Linked DNA regions of Homo sapiens: region 2 is linked to region 1. A link is an interaction called in ENCODE POLR2A ChIA-PET data of the cell type or tissue named here. Cell type or tissue: Panc1. All regions are shown on one strand.

The links. ChIA-PET counts read pairs that join two places held together with the same protein. Peaks named below come from ENCODE experiments on the same cell type or tissue, not always from the same donor. Only the 100,000 strongest peaks of a DNase experiment are listed, where the experiment ranks them.
Region 2: POLR2A ChIA-PET joins it to region 1 with 10 read pairs; 4 of 35 experiments call an interaction of 5 or more read pairs at or near these places.

Annotation. Positions count from the first base shown.
Region 1 is chr17:44,685,129-44,693,128 of GRCh38, reverse strand. It overlaps CCDC43 (coiled-coil domain containing 43), which reads left to right and starts at 3,353. Exons shown (of 5, transcript NM_144609.3): 1 at 3,353-3,579. The coding sequence starts at 3,376. LOC105371792 (a long non-coding RNA gene) reads right to left here. Exons shown (of 4, transcript XR_007065769.1): 2 at 5,106-5,275; 3 at 4,836-4,951; 4 at 4,116-4,188. It overlaps LOC124904010 (a long non-coding RNA gene), which reads right to left and starts at 3,348. Exons shown (of 2, transcript XR_007065770.1): 1 at 3,275-3,348; 2 at 2,819-3,134. RefSeq lists enhancers at 3,223-3,362, 3,031-3,620. In Panc1, no CTCF peak of the experiment used is centred here; a DNase peak (open chromatin) is centred at 3,208; H3K4me3 peaks cover 1,876 bases; H3K27ac peaks cover 1,509 bases.
Region 2 is chr17:44,444,472-44,452,471 of GRCh38, reverse strand. The region is part of intron 3 of GPATCH8 (G-patch domain containing 8); the gene reads left to right. Among named protein-coding and RNA genes, the nearest start is that of GPATCH8, 55 kb to the left of the region's middle. In Panc1, no CTCF peak of the experiment used is centred here; no DNase peak of the experiment used is centred here.

The sequences.
Region 1 (8,000 bases):
GAGCAGTGGTCAGATCTCGGCTCACTGCAAGCTCTGCCTCCCGGATTCGCGCCATTCTCCTGCTTCAGCCTCCCTAGTAGCTGGGACTATAGGCGCCCGCAACCACACCCAGTTAATTTTTTTTTGTATTTTTAGTAGAGACGGGGTTTCACCTATTATCCAGGATGGTCTCGATCTCCTGACCTCGTGATCTGCCCGCCTCGGCCTCCCAAAGTGCTGGGATTACAGGTGTGAGCCACCGCGCAGGGCCATTTTTTTGTATTTTTTTAGTAGAGATGGGGTTTCACCAGTTGGCCAGGCTGGTCTCGAACTCCCGACCTCAGTTGATCTACCCGCGTTGGCCTTCCAAAGTGCTGGGATTACAGGCGTGAGCCACCGTGCTTGGCCTTATATAATATTTTTTAAAGCATGAGCTATGTTACTTTTGTAGTAAAATAGCCATTGAGGATATTCTTAAAATTTAGGGTCTGGAGAACCTTGATTCAGTTTTTGAGAAGCTTGTTGATGCTTTCAAAAAACCTTATTGCATTATGGCCAGGAGCAGTGTCTCATGCCTGTAATCCCAGCGCTTTGGGATGCCGAAGCAGGTGCATCACCTGAGATCAGCAGTTTGAGACCAGCTTGGCCAACATGGCAAAACCCTATCTCTACTAAAAATAGGAAAAAAATTAGCCGGGTGTGGTGCTGGGTGCCTGTAATCCCAGCTACATGGAAGGGTGAGGCAGGAGAATTGCTTGAACCCAGGAGACGGAGGTTGTAGTGAGCTGAGATCATACCACTGCACTCCAGTCTGGACGACAACCGTGAGACTCCACCTCAAAACAAAAACCAAAAAAACCTTATTGCATAATACCTATATCAATTTCCTGATTTACTATTATACTGTCTTTATGTTTGATGTTACTATTGGGGGAAACTGGGTGAAGGTGTGCAGGACTCTATGTACTATTTTTGAAACTTCTTGTGAGGCTGTATTTCTAAAAAACAAAATTTTGTGATGTTTTTCTGGTTTGGGGGCTCTGCACTGACCAGCTATCATCCTTGAGCCATGATGGCACCCAGGTCTGTGAACTGACAAGCCCTACCTGCAAGACAGCTACTAGATTAGAAAGAATAACTGAGGACTTGAAAAAGAGGCAAGCCTTTGGAGGCTGACTCTGGCCTCTGACTCTGTTAGTGTCACATTCTATCTAACTCAGCGAGCACACAGAAGCCACGCAACTAAAATTCACACTCTGCCATATTTCTTACATTTGTATCTGTGCCATTCATTTAGTGTCCATTCATTTACATAATCCCAATGCCACTAAGGGTAGACCTCTGCAATAAGAGGACCTCTGCAAGGTATACAAACTCCTTTCCTTCTTTTTTTGTTGTTATCCCCTGAATATCTTCTATTTGAATCCTGTAGCTCAAGCCATACATGACTCTCTGGAGGCCCCCTAGCAAGCCTTTGAATTCACAGTTCCCCTGCATCTGGATCTACCCCCTTTTTCCCTCCAGTCCCTTTATGTAAAGAACTCCTACCATTCTTCAAGAAAGTTCAAGCATCATCTCCACTGGGAAGCCTTCCTGGATTTCCTATGAACCTCTCCCCACCTGCTTCCAACTCCACTCCAACAGGTAAAGTTAACTCAATCTTCTAGGCATCCTACTGCAATCTCCGCTAGATAAAGCTCCATTAAAACATTTATATCACTATATTGTCATCATTTGTTTAAACATGTCTGTTCCTAATGGATTAAAAACCCCTGAGGACATATATTTTGTGACATTCATTTTTGTGTTTTCAGTGCCAGCAACAATGCCATACTGAAGGTACTCAGTACATATTTGAGGAAGGAGTTAGCCAGGACCTTGCCAGCTTCCTCTGCACTTCAGCTAAAGCCAACCAAATTCTTGGGTAATTCATTCCAGCCCAGAGCCAGGTGTTTTGACGTCAGCTGAAGCTCTCATAACTCTGCCAAAGAAGAGTTCTTGCCACTGGTTAGGCGCCCTCTAGTTGTGTGACTCTCTCCATATCTGTCTCCTTATCTTTAGTGATTTTGTTTGTTCGTTTGTTTGTTTGTTTTTGAGATGGAGTCTCACTGTCGCTCAGGCTGGAGTGCAGCGGCGCGATCTTGGCTCACTGCAACCTCCGCCTTCCGGGTTCCAGCGATTCTGAGTAGCTGGGATTACAGGCCCGCGCCACCACACCTGGCTTTTGTTGTTGTTGTTGTTTGTTTTGAGACGGAATTTCGCTCTTGTTGCCCAGGCTGGAGTGCAATGGCACGATCTCTGCTCACCGCAACCTCCGCCTCCTGGGTTCAAGCGATTCTCCTGCCTCAGCCTCCCACGTAGCTGGGATTACAGGCATGTCCCACCACGCCCGGCTAATTTTGTATTTTTAGTAGAGACGGGGGTTCTCCATTTTGGTCAGGCTAGTCTCGAACTCCAGACCTCAGGTGAGCTGCCCACTTTGGCCTTCCAAAGTGCTGGGATTACGGGAGTGAGCCACCGTGCCCGGCCTTATTTTTGTATTTTTACTAGAGACGGGGTTTCACCATGTCGGCCAGGCTGGTCTCGAACTCCTGACCTCAGGTGATCCACCCGCCTCGGCTTCCCAAACTGTTGGGATTACAGGCGTGAGACATGGCGCCCGGCCTGTCTCCTTATCTTTAAAATGTGGACAATAAAAGCATCTCCCCACAGGGCTGTAGGGAGGATTACAAGAGATAATGCATGAAAAGCTTTTGGCACAGTGCCTAGCAGAGGGTGGGGTACGCTTCTCAAAGAATAGTCCCGTGCACGCGTTGAATCAATGAGTGGAAGAAATAACTTGAGGTTGCCTGTTTATTTACTGAGTGCCTACCATGGAATCAGGGAAGGTTTTCTGCAACCTTTACTTTGACAGGGAAGGGCTTGTACAGGTGAAGGTGGTAGCCGTCGGTAGCGACGACGAGGGTATTCCAGGCTGTCAGGAGGTTCTTGCCAGACAGCTGTGTGGGAGTGGGCGGCCAGCATCCCCCGAAAGCGCGGGGAAGGCAGCTCGGTCGGGTGGAGGAAGCGATGGCATCCACGCTGAGCTCCAGTCCTGGGTAGTTATTAGCCGCGTGACTTTGGCCAAATTACTGCACCTCTCTCAACTTCCCGAACTGTAGAATGAGTCTGTTAAGAATACTCACATGCCAAGCATCTTGTGAGATCACGCGACCGCACGTATGCGAAGACGCGCTTCATCTAGAAAGCACAAAACTCTCAAGCCGGCCGACACGGCTGCGCTCTTTGCACTTACGGGCCTGGGCTTCCTCTTCAGGCATGCGCGGTGGACCTGCGGCGCGGCCCGTCAGGCACTGCGGTAGGCGCCCTAGGGGCTTGCAGGACCCTGACCCCAAGATGGCGGCGCCCAGCGAAGTGGCCGCGATAGCCCCTGGCGAAGGCGATGGCGGAGGCGGCGGCTTTGGCTCCTGGCTGGACGGACGGTTGGAGGCACTGGGAGTGGACCGAGCCGTTTATGGAGCCTACATCTTGGGTATCCTGCAGGAGGAGGAGGAAGAAGAGAAGCTGGACGCTCTGCAGGGGATCCTCTCTGCTTTCCTGGTGAGTAGCCTGGACACATTCCTTCAGCCTCTGGCCAGCATCTGAGGACCTGTCAGTACTTTGCACCCTCCCTCCCCTACCGGGTATCCCAGAGGCTCAGTGGTCTCACCTGGGAGAGGTATACTCCTCTGATATCTGGGCGGCGGGGGAAGGAGGTTGCTCCCCAACCAGGTGTGGGAAGCCTGAAAGCTGCAGGTACACAGAGAGGAAGGGCTTTCTCGTATTCTTGGGGACAAGGCCCTCTCCGATGCTTGTGAGTGAGCCGAGGAGGGTTCTTCCGAAGGCATTGAAATGTCAGAATGGGAATGTTATCATAAATATCTGACGACCAATTCCATTTCCATCCGTTTACAGTGTTCACTGGGGGTATTAAAATGCTCTTGGGAGGTCTGTGCCTATTACAAGGCAGTTCCCAGGGCTGTCCCATGACAGAAGCCTGCAGGAAGTGCCCTTTTGATTCTTATATGGATGTAGGAGTCCATAAAAGGTAAGCTGGTGGTAGAAGTCTTTTCATGCCCACGCAGAACTGAAGCAAACGTCGTGCTTGATCCATTACAGTATTTACAGTAATCATTGGTGGTGGGAAGGAGGGTATGAGAGAGATCAGAGCTTTAACGAAGAGAGAGAAACTTAGTCCTTAGCCTGTTAGAAGCAAGGTATTCAGAAATGTGTACTTTAAGCTATGTTTACATAGTAAGTCACCCAGATGTCCACTTTTTCAACCTGATCATTTCTGCTGCCTTCATCTTCACTTCCCACACCTCCAACATACACACTTATTAGACTGGTTATTACAGATTAAATTGGTTGTAGGTGCTACCTGTGGCTGTCTAACAAATTGTTTCCTTTTAAATACAAGCTTAAAAATAAAATTTACTTGAATCATCACTAAATGCTGTAGAAGCTAGAGTTGTCTCTGCATTCATGGATTAGAGGAGATCCTGGATACCTGATTGCTACTGTGAGAGCCACCTGTCTGTCCATCAAAGGCTTTATCCTCTGGCATTTATTACAATGGACAGGTTAGAAAAATGGGTTCTTTGTTATTCTCAAAACCAATTTTGAAAGGCTAGTAATAGAATCAAAATGTACCATGAGGTGGGGCACAGTGGCTCATGTTTGTAATCTCACCACTTTGGGAGGCTGAGGTGGGAGGATTGCTTGAGGCCAAGAGTTCCACACCACACTGGGCAACATAGCAAGACCCTGTCTCTACAAAAAAATTTAAAAAATTAGCCAGGTATGGTGGCGCATACCTGTAGTCCCAGCTACTCAGAAGTCTGAAGTGGGAGGATCACTTGAGCCTAGGAGGCTGTGGCTGCAGTGAGCCGTGATTGTGCCACTGCACTCCAGCTTGGGTGACAGAGTGACCCTGTCTCAAAGAAAAAAAAATTAGTATAAATATATATAGATATAAATGTACATATTCATATCTCATTTTTTTAAAAGGGTAGAAGGCAGAAACATTTTCAAATCCAAAAGTGTTTTGTGAAAGCGGAAACAAGTGCTAGGAAAAAATCACTCACATTTGGTGGAAGCAGTTCATAGATTGGGTACATGGTTGAAATATAACACTAGTGCAGCTGTCCCAGATTCTTCTGGCAGTAACCCATTTGAGTTCCAGAGCCTCTTCTGGCAAGATTGGCTTATAAATGGGAAAACTTTAACACAGCCTGTGAGGAAGCTTGGAAGTTCACTGGAAATACAAGACAGTGGAATCAATTCTTTTTTTGGACCACAACATTACAGATTATAGGGAGAAAGAGTAGGAGGCAAGCAATTTAAGGTAGTTTTTATTTACAGCTGGGAAGTTTCTAAACACTCCATGAAGCTGTTGAAATAACTTTGAGACTTCTTGGTACCAGCTTCTTGATCAGTCCATCATTATTTGGAGCTGTTTCTGTTGATAAAGGTAGACATTAGTTTGCCTTTTTTTTTTTTTAAGAGAGTCTCGCTCTGTTATAGTAATGTGATCATAACTCACTGTAGCCTTGAACGACTGGACTCAAGCAATCCCCTCTCATCAGCCTCCCAAGTAGCTAGGACTACAGGCACCTGCCATCACATATCATGCCTGGCTAACTTTTTTTTTTATGTTTTATGTTTTATTTTTTGAGACAAAGTCTCACTCTGTCACCCAGGCTGGAGTGCAGTAGCAAAATCTCGGCTCACTGTAACCTCTGCCTCCTGGGTTCAGGTGATTCTCAGCCTCCCGAGTAGCTGGGATTACAGGCATATGCCACCATGCCTGGCTAATTTTTATATTTTTAGTAGAGATGGGGTTTCACCATGTTGACCAGGCTGGTCTCAAACTCCTGACCTCAAGTGATCCACCCATCTCAGTCTCTCAAAGTGCTGGGGCTATAGGCGTGAGCCACCACACCCAGCCATGCCTGGCTAATTAAAAAAAAAAAATTTTTTTTTGTAGAGACAGGGTTTTGCCATGTTGCTCAGGGTGGTCTTATGCTCCTGGGCTCAAGACATCCTCCTGCCTTGGCCTCCCAAAGTGCTGAGATTACAGATGTGAGCCTCTGTGCCTGACTTGGGCTAGGATTTAATATGAGGAATTTAGAAGTTTGTTAGCAATAATCTGAGGTAAAATTCAAGAACAGTGGCATATAGTTAGGAGCAAATAACAGTAAACAAAAACTTTTATCATCCTTCTCTTCAATAGTACTTGCATTGGTTGATTGATTTATCAAATTTTTATTGATGGATTACCGTATGCCAGGCACTACCCTAAGTGCTTGGGGCACTTCAAAGAATAAAACAGATAGAAATTCCTGCCCTCATGCGGTTACATTCTAGCATGGAAAAGCATCACTAGTAAATTATATAGTATGTTACAAAGTGATAAGTGCCAGGGAAAAAGGAGCATTGTAAGTAGGATAAACTTTCCTCTTAGTGCCTTGAACATAGCAGGCACCTTCTGTATAAATAAATGAAGGAATGGATGATTGAACTACATTGATTTGGATGAGGAGACTGAGGAAATAAACCACTTTGTCCTCTTAAGAGTTCCCGTTCTCTTTTGCCTCTCTGCTGCTCCTTTTCCTGCCATTCTTTTTCTTTTGGTGGGGGATTTTAAAAGAGCTGTACCACTTTCTCATCCTTTTTTCTTTTTCTGTTTCTTTGCTTTTCTTGCTGGTGGGGGTTGGGGGAAACCCATGAACTATTGAAACTCTGGACCAAGGAAGTTCTGTGTGTCTAGCATGTAGCTAAAAGGATGCAAGGTAGAGGAAGAAATCCTTTGCTGGGTACAAAATAAGGATATACATAATAAGTCTGTGTTCTGACTCTCCACTTTTCTTTGGGAGATGGTTAAGAACATGGGCTCGGCTGGGCGCGGTGGCTAACGCCTGTAATCCCAGCACTTTGGGAGGCCAAGGCAGGCGGATCACGAGGTCAGGAGATCGAAACCATCCTGGCTAACATGGTGAAACCCCGTCTCTACTAAAAATACAAAAAATTAGCTGGGCGTGGTGGCGGGCGCCTGTAGTCCCAGCTGCTTGGGAGGCTGAGGCAGGATAATGGCGTGAACCCAGGAGGCAGAGCTTGCATTGAGCCGAGATCGCGCCACTGCACTCCAGCCTGGGCAACAGAGCGAGACTCCGTCTCAAAAAAAAAAGAACATGGGCTCTAAGCCAAACTGCTGGGGTTCAAATTGTGTTTAATCCATTATTACTTGTAAGACCTTGGGCAAAGTAATTAACCTCTGTGCTTTGGTTTCCTCTTCTATAAATTGAGAGTAAAATAGTACTTAATGGCATTATTTTAATAATTGAGAGTTCTCATGTAAGGCTTTTAGAGCAGTGCCTGGCACATGGTAAATGCTTAATAAATGTGAATGCTGACAGCTTGCCCTGAGAGGTAGAACGTGAAGGTGGGGAATGCAGCCGTAATGAAGATGGAGGGAAGTGCTCGTGTTTATTAGATGCTTGTTCTTTGACAAGTAGGGTAGGCATTTATATACATTTTCATTTATCCTCAGTAAAATCCTGGGAGGATGTGAAGATCAGAAAGTTAAGAAACTTCCTCACAGATCTGGGATTTGAACTTAAGTATCTCTAACACTAAAGACAAGATTTTTGTTATATCATGCTGAGGAGGGAGATTGGTTGGTATGCAGAATATGTATGCTTCTCTAAAATGGACAGCGGGATGGTTGGACAAGAGACCATTTTGTCATGTATCTCCTCTTTATTATGTGTCAGCAAGCTAATGGATATGATCTAGCATGAAAGTTGATAACCTTAGGGAAGGTTCTGAATTGTATACGTCAGCCAAGGAATATTTCACAGAGGAGTTTTGACTTAGGGAACAGGTTTTTGCTCCAAAAGAATTGGGGGAGGTGGATGGGAAAAGGGAAGATTGTTGATCAAAGGGTATAAAATTGCAGTTAGACAGAAGGAATATACTTT
Region 2 (8,000 bases), 240 kb after region 1:
CCCTATTCACTAGATTTAGTGTTAATCTTTTATAATAGCCATCATTTATTAAGTGTTTACTGAGTGCTTGGACATGGATTTTCTAACTTAAATCCTCTTTGAGGTAGATACTCCCATTTTACCCAAAGAGCATTTTACCAAAAGATCTTTGCCCAAGATCTTTTTTCCTTTTTTTTTTTTTCTTTTTTTTTTTTTTTTTGAGACGGAGTGTTGCTCTGTCACCCAGGCTGGAGTGCAGTGGTGCAGTCTCGGCTCACTGCAACCTCCACCTCCCTGGTTCAAGCAATTCCCCTGCCTCAGCCTCCCAACTAGCTGAGATTATAGGTGCATGCCACCACACCTGACTAATTTTCCTGTATTTTTATTAGAGACGGGGTTTCACTATGTTGGCCAGACTGGTCTCAAACTCCTGACCTCGGGCAATCCGCCCGAATCGGCCTCCCAAAGTGCTGGGATTACAGGCTTAAGCCACCACGCCCAGCCTGCCCAAGATCTTACAGCAGATAAGTGGTAGAATCTTGGTGCCAAAACCTATGCTTTTAACCAATATGCTGTAATGTACCTAAACTGTAGGTGCTAGCTTACTTCCCTATCCTGGAGAGATATGATGGTGGTGAGAAATACCAGTGCCACCGAATTGAAATATACAGTAGTTATTCAGGCCAGAAAAAGTGGAGATAATTCTGAATGTGATATATTCTCGTAGGGCACTTGAAGTGGTCATATATATTCTTCATGATGAGTATAAATTCACTAGAAACTTAAGGCTAAAGTTGAGTGGTAAGAACTTTTGCCAAATATTTAGGGATGGAAATTGGTGTCCAGGGAAAAAGAAAATACTGTAACTTATGTCTCATACTATAATTTCCTCCCTGACTTCTACTTTCTGTTTCTCTCCTGTGGCATTTTAAATATTCAATCTTGTATAATTTTTGTTGATGTGTCTCTTTTACCTAATTCAGTAGACTGTAAATTCCTAAAGGATAGTAATTACTGTGCATTTATGTATTCTCTGTTGCTGTTTTTCTTGTTTTGTATTCTGCATATGTTTATTGCATGCTTAAAAGGTGCCAGATCTGGGTTGGGTGTGGTGGCTCACGACTGTAATCACAGCTCTATGGGAGGACGAGGCAGGTGGATCACTTGAGGCTAGGAGTTCAAGACCAGCCTGGCCAACATGGCGAAACCCTCTCTACCAAAATATACAAAAATTAGCCAGGCATGTTGGTGCACGCCTGTAATCCCAGCTACTTGGAAGGCTGAGGCATGAGAATAGCTTGAACTCAGGAGGCGGAGGTTACAGTGAGCCGCCTGGGTGACAGAGTAAGACTCTGTCTCCAAAGAAAAAGAGAAAAAGAATGTGCCAGATCTGTACTAAGTCTTTAAGAGTGAATAAGATAGAACCTCTGCCCTCCAGAGGTTTATTTCTAATAGGGAAACAAATAATGTAACAAATTTAATACAGTATAATGATTGTTTTAATTGTGAAGTTAAAGGTACAGTGGAAGCTTAATAGAGAATTGAGCAATTTAAGTTATAATTTCAAATTTTTTATAATAATTAACAAGTGAAAAGTCTCAGATTGTGAGAATAAAGAAGCAACCAACTATTTTCTATCTGTGCATCTATACTTGCTGATAGATACATGGAGTACAGGTGTCTGTGAGTTAGTGGAATCTCTTTATTCTTCCATGAGAAGCGTTGGTATTTTAAAGTGGAATGAAATCTGAAAATGATAAGAACATAAAGTAAAAAGTGTTTTATAATAAACATATTTTATTAAAATCTTTCAAAAGTTCATTTAAAATTTACCACCAAAATTCAAAACAATGGCACTTAAAACACTCGGAAAAGAGAACAAAGTGTAATATATTTTTATGTAGTATTTCAAATGTAGTTTATTAGTTTTAAATCCAGTATTTCCTTTCTCACTAAATCTTCCCAAACCAGTAGATAGAAATCCCACTTGGTTTTCTTGTAAATCCCATTTGGTTCAAAAGGAGGGAGCAAAGAATGTAGACCTGAAGTAGGAGTTGGGGCCCGATGATAGCATACGTTGTTGAAATTGAGTGAGTGTGAGACAATAGCAAGTGGTGTGAGTTTTGCTGTGTTTAGAGAAGGTAATTGTTGCCACCTAAGATTATAATCTCAGTGTTGCTGGATCTTCTAAAATTGTTAAAAGCAGCCAGGAATTCAGATTCCTTTTCTGTGAAATGTTCTAATTGATAAATGTTGGCTTGAAGTCTAAAATAATGAAATTAAACAAAACATACCAGGCTGTATTTGAACCGCAAGTTACTACTTTGTGAGCTCATCTGAAATTTCACCTGGGTTCAATTCTAACTCTGCAACTAGTAAGCACTGTGACCTTGCTATACCCTCCATATAGCCATATTTTTACAAGATTTGGGGGTGTCAGGAATTAAATATGGCTATATGTTTTATATACCTATATATTTCTCTCTCCAGTATATAGAATAAGACATAATGCCACTTAAAAGATTGAGAAACTTAAATGTTTATCTGAGGTGAAACTGCTAAGGATAGGAGCTACCTTTACTAAACAAGTCTTCTTACTTCTACCCCAGTGCTTTTTCCATTATTAGTCTTATGGCTTTCAGCAGAATCACCTTGGGTTCTTGTTAAAAATGTAGATTCAGGCCGGGTGCAGTGGCTCACGCCTGTAATCCCAGCACTCTGGGAGGCTGAGGCGGGCGGATCACCTGAGGTCAGGGGTTCAAGACCAGCCTCAACATGGAGAAACCCCGTCTCTACTAAAAATACAAAATTAGCCGGGCGTTGTGGTGCATGCCTGTAATCCCAGCTACTCGGGAGGCTGAGGCAGGAGAATTGCTTGAACCTGGGAGGCGGAGGTTGCGGTGAGCCAAGATCACGCCATTGCACTCCAGCCTGGGCAACAAGAGTGAAACTCTGTCTCAGGAAAAAAAAAAAAAAAAAGTAGATTCTGAGGCTGAGTGCAGGGGCTCACGCCTGTAACCCCAGCACTTTGGGAGGCTGAGGTGGGAGGATGGCTTGAGTTCAGAGTTCAAGACCAGCCTGGGCCACATAGCAAGAGTTTGTATCTACTGAAAAAGAAAACAAGCAAAAAATTTAATGTCGATTCTGACCAGCATAAATCAGCAGGTCTGGGGTAGGGTTCAGGAAATGATATTTTATTTTATTTATTTATTTTTTGGAGACAGTTTCGCTATTGTTGCCCAGGCTGGAGTGCAGTGGTGCGATCTCGGCTCACTGCAACCTCTGCCTCCCGGGTTCAAGTGATTCTTCTGCCTCAGCCTCCCAAGTAGCTGGGATTACAGGCATGTGCCATCACGCCTGGCTAATTTTTGTATTTTTTAGCAGAGACAGGGTTTCACCATGTTGGCCAGGCTAGTCTCGAACTCCTAACCTAAGGTCATCCACCCGCCTCAACCTCCCAAAGTGCTGGGATTACAGGCGTGAGCCACCACGCCTAGCCCAGGAAATGATATTTTAAATATCCCCTTGCCCCATTTTTTAATGCAAATAGAATGGATCAGGGCTAGAAAAACATTCTTTTGGACCATATGAATAACAGGCTTCTAAGAAAATTACCTTCATTATAGTAAATAGGGTGGACAGTTTTTTTTTTTAAATTTATCCAAAATGTATTGGTTACACTAAAGTAGTATAGTGCTGTTTATTTTTTTTTTTTTATAGTCTTAGCCTTAGCCTAATTTACATTGTTTCCTATCTTAGTATTCATAGACTTTTGGACCTAGGTTAGTTTGCCTTATTAAAATGACACTGGGTTAGTAGGATACTTAGGCAAGAGAGTGGAGTGTCCAGGAAGCTTCTTAAGTGAGCAAAAGGGTATATAGTGATAGTGGTTTGTTTCTTCTTCTTCTTCTTCTTCTTCCTCTTCCTCTTCTTCTTCCTCTTCCTCTTCTTCTTCCTTCTTCTTCTTCCTCCTTCTTCCCCCCCCCCCCTTTTTTTTTTTTTTGGCTCACGTGATCCTCCCACCTCAGCATCCTGTGTAGCTGTAGCTGGGAATATAGGCATTTGCCACCATGTCTGGCCAATTTTTAAATTTTTTTCATAGAGACAGGGTCTCCCTATGTTGCCTAGATTGGTCTGGAACTCCAGGGCTCAAGCTGTCATCCTGCCTCAGCCTCCCAAAGTGCTGGGATTATAGGCGTGAGCCACCATACCCAGCCTGTAATACTTTGATTATTGATCATAGATAATAATTTTCTCCATCTGTAAATGGGGTTGTTTCATTACCATCAAATTGTATGTAAAACATTTGGAAATTATCACAGATTCTGTTTTAGAGTATCTTTCATTTTAAGGTATTTACTTTCAAAAATGCCAAATTTAAATTAGCCGGGCTTGGTAGTGGGCTCCTGTAATCCCAGCTACTCAGGAGGCTGAGATAGGAGAATCGCTTGAACCTGGGAGGCAGAGGTTGCAGTGAGCTGAGATCACGCCACTGTACTCCAGCTGGGGCAACAGAGTGAGTGAGACCCTGTCTCACAAACAAACACCCCCAAAATGTCTAATTTGGAAATAAAAGGAAGACTAATTTCTTTATTTTCTGAACCCTTGAGCGTTCTGCATAGTGATTTAAAGTTTACAAAATATCTTCCATTTGTTGTCTCTTTTGGTCTGTATGCCAGTCCTAAAAAGGGGGATGGGGTAGGTGTGGTGTGATGGCTTATGCCTGTAGCCCTAGCTACTTGGGAGGTTAAGGCAGGAGGATTGCTTGAGCCCAGGAGTTTGAGGCTGCAAGTGAGCTATGATTGTGTGACTGCACTCTAATCTCCAGCCTGAGCCATAGAGCTAGAACCTGTCTTAAAAAAAAAAAAAAAAAGGTGGTGATAATATTTTCATTTTGCAGAGGAGGCTGCTGAGACTCAGGCTCTGCTTGCCAAAAGTCACACAAGTGTCTAGCTATTATCTCTTATTGGAGAGCTAAGCTTTGCAGCCCAGTCTTTTTTAGGGATTGCCTAGAAAAATATAGGAAGAAGTTTATTGGCTGGGTGCGGTGGCTCACACCTGTAATCCCAGCACTTTGGGAGGCTGAGGCGGGCAGATCACGAGGTCAGGAATTCAAGACCAGCCTGGCCAATATAGTGAAACCCTGTCTCTACTAAAAATACAAAAATTAGCCAGGCATGGTGGCACGTGCCTGTAGTCCCAGCTATTCAGGAGGCTGACTGAGGCAGGAGAATTGCTTGAACCCAGGAGGTAGAGGTTGCAGTGAGCCAAGAGTGTGCCACTGTACTCCAGCTTGGGCAACAGAGTGAGACTGTCTTAAAAAAAAAAAAATTTTTTTTTATTAAACATGAAATGGAGGCCAGGTGCGGTGGATCACACCTGTAATCCCAGCACTTTGGGAGGCCAAGGCGGGCAGATCACTTGAGGTCAGGAGTTCGAGACCAGCTTGGCCAACATGGTGAAACCCCATCTCTACTAAAACACAAAGAAATTAGCTGGGCATGGTGATGCATGCCTGTAATCCCAGCTACTCAGGAGACTGAGGCAGGAGAGTCACTTGAACCTGCGAGGCGGAGGTTGCAGTGAGCCAAGATTGTGACACTGTGCTCCAGCCTGGGTGACAGAGTGAGACTCAGTCTTTAAGGAAAAAAAAATAGATGAAATGGAGGAGTTGCAGTGGAAAGTTAAATGAGGCTGGAAAGTTTTGGGGTAATGGAGTGATCCTGGAATAGTAAAATTTTCAGTGTAGCTATGGAAAAACAATAGTAAGTTTAAGAAGGCATTTGATTGTTGGCTTATTATAGTATCACAAGACTGGCTGCTGTCTACATAATCCCCCCAGATATTTTCTACTCAAATATTTTCCACTCTTCAAACTTTAGAATTGTGAAGTGAACCTTATAGATTTGTCTAACTCCTTTATTTTTAAGACAGAGTCTCACTCTGTCGCCCAGGCTGGAGTGCAGTGGTGTGAACTCGGCTTCACTGCAAGCTCCACCTCCCGGGTTCACACCATTCTCCTGTGTCAGCCTCCCGAGTAGCTGGGACTACAGGCGCCTGCCACACGCCTGGCTAATTTTTTGTGTTTTTAGTAGAGACTGGGTTTCGCCGTGTTAGCCAGGATGGTCTCGATCTGCTGACCTCGTGATCTGCCCGCCTCGGCCTCCCAAAGTGCTGGGATTACAGGCGTGAGCCACTGCGCCTGGCCTTTAACTCCTCTATTTTTGGATCACGAAACTAATATAGGCGGCATGGTGACTCACACCTGTAATCCCAGCACTTTGTGAGGTTGAGGCAGAAGGATAACTCGAGGCTAGGAGTTTGAAACCAGCCTGGGCAACATAGTGAGACACCATCTCTACAAAAAAAAATTTTTTTTTTTTTAATTAGCCACACATGGTGGTGAGTGCCTGTAGTCCTAGCTACTTAGGAGGCTGAGGTGGGAGGATCACTTGAGCCCAGGAGTTCAGTGTTACAGTAAACTATGATGACTTCACTGCATTCCGTCCTGCCTAGGCAACAGGGTGAGATTCTGTCTCTAAAAATAAAAAGAAATTAATAGCTAATAATGGGTCACATGCCCCATTAGTGACAGAACTGTAATTCAGATCCCCTGAGTTTCATGTTGCCACTCTTTACAAGTATATTTTTTCTTTTGGAATTCATTAATCAAGAAATACTCATGTAGGCTGGGCACAGTGGCTCATGCCTGTAATCCCAGCACTTTGGGAGTATGAGGTGGGTGGATCACCTGAAGTCAGAAGTTCGAGGCCAGCCTGGCCAACATGGTGAAACCCCGTCTCTACTAAAAATACAAAAAATTAGCCACCTGGTGGCGGGCACCTGTAATCCCAGCTACTCAGGAGGCTTGAGGCAGGAGAATCGCTTGAACCTAGGAAGTGAAGGTTGCAGTGAGCCGAGATCGCGCTGTTGCACTCCAGCCTAGGCAACAAGAGTGAAACTCCATCTTAGGGGGGGAAAAAAAAAAAAGAAAAAGAAATACTCACATAGATTGGAGCTCACTGGTAATTTTTGGTCTACCTACATGTATATAGGAGTGTACTGGGTACTTGAAGGAAGCCATTAATTTTTACTGTGACCTGTTTTTTAAAAAGAGGAAAAATGTTTTCAGAATTTCTAACAGACCACTTACCCTAAACCTAATTTCCTGGAAAACACCATTATTATGGGGGCTGACTTGAGGTTTTCCTTCACTGAAACTGGTTATGGCAACTTTCCAATTCAGTTTTTTAAAAGTTTGTCGATATATGTTGAATGTAAGTTCTTTAGTATTTTTTTCTTAAACATTTGATGCTTCCTTCTCCTTGACTACTGAGTGATAACAAGAAATGAAATTGAACAAGCCTTAAGGCTCTAATGACCAGTAATGTAAAACTCAAATATTTCATTATAAAAGTTTACATATTTTTTGATATATGGAGACCTTTCTAATATAGTGATATGTTCTACTTGATAAAATAATTCCTTGATTATGAGAGTTAAATCATTAGTATCTTGTGATGTTAAGCGGCGCGCATCATGATGACTAAGTATTTACAGTTGAACAAGTTTCAGACCCGCTACGAACATGTTCATTCTCTGAGTCAACAAATGCTTTTTAACTAAATGCCATTCTGGCCTACATACTGTGTCAGATATGGATATAAACATAAGTAAAACTCAGGGCACAAAAGTGCTACCACTTTTTTTCCCCCCGTGAGATGGAGATTCTCTCTTGTTGCCCCAGACTGGAGTGCAATGGTGTGATCTCGGCTCACTGCAACTTCTGCCTCCCAGTTTCAAGTGATTCTCCTGCCTCAGCCTCCCAAGTAGCTGGGATTACAGGAACATGCCACCACGCCCAGCTAATTTTTGTATTTTAAATGCAGACGAGGTTTTGCCATGTTGGCCAGGCTGATCTCGACCTCCTGACCTCAAGTAGTCTGCCTGCCTTGGCCTCCCACAGTGCTGGGATTACAGCCGTGAGCCACCATGCCTGGCCTTTTTTTTTTCTTTAAACT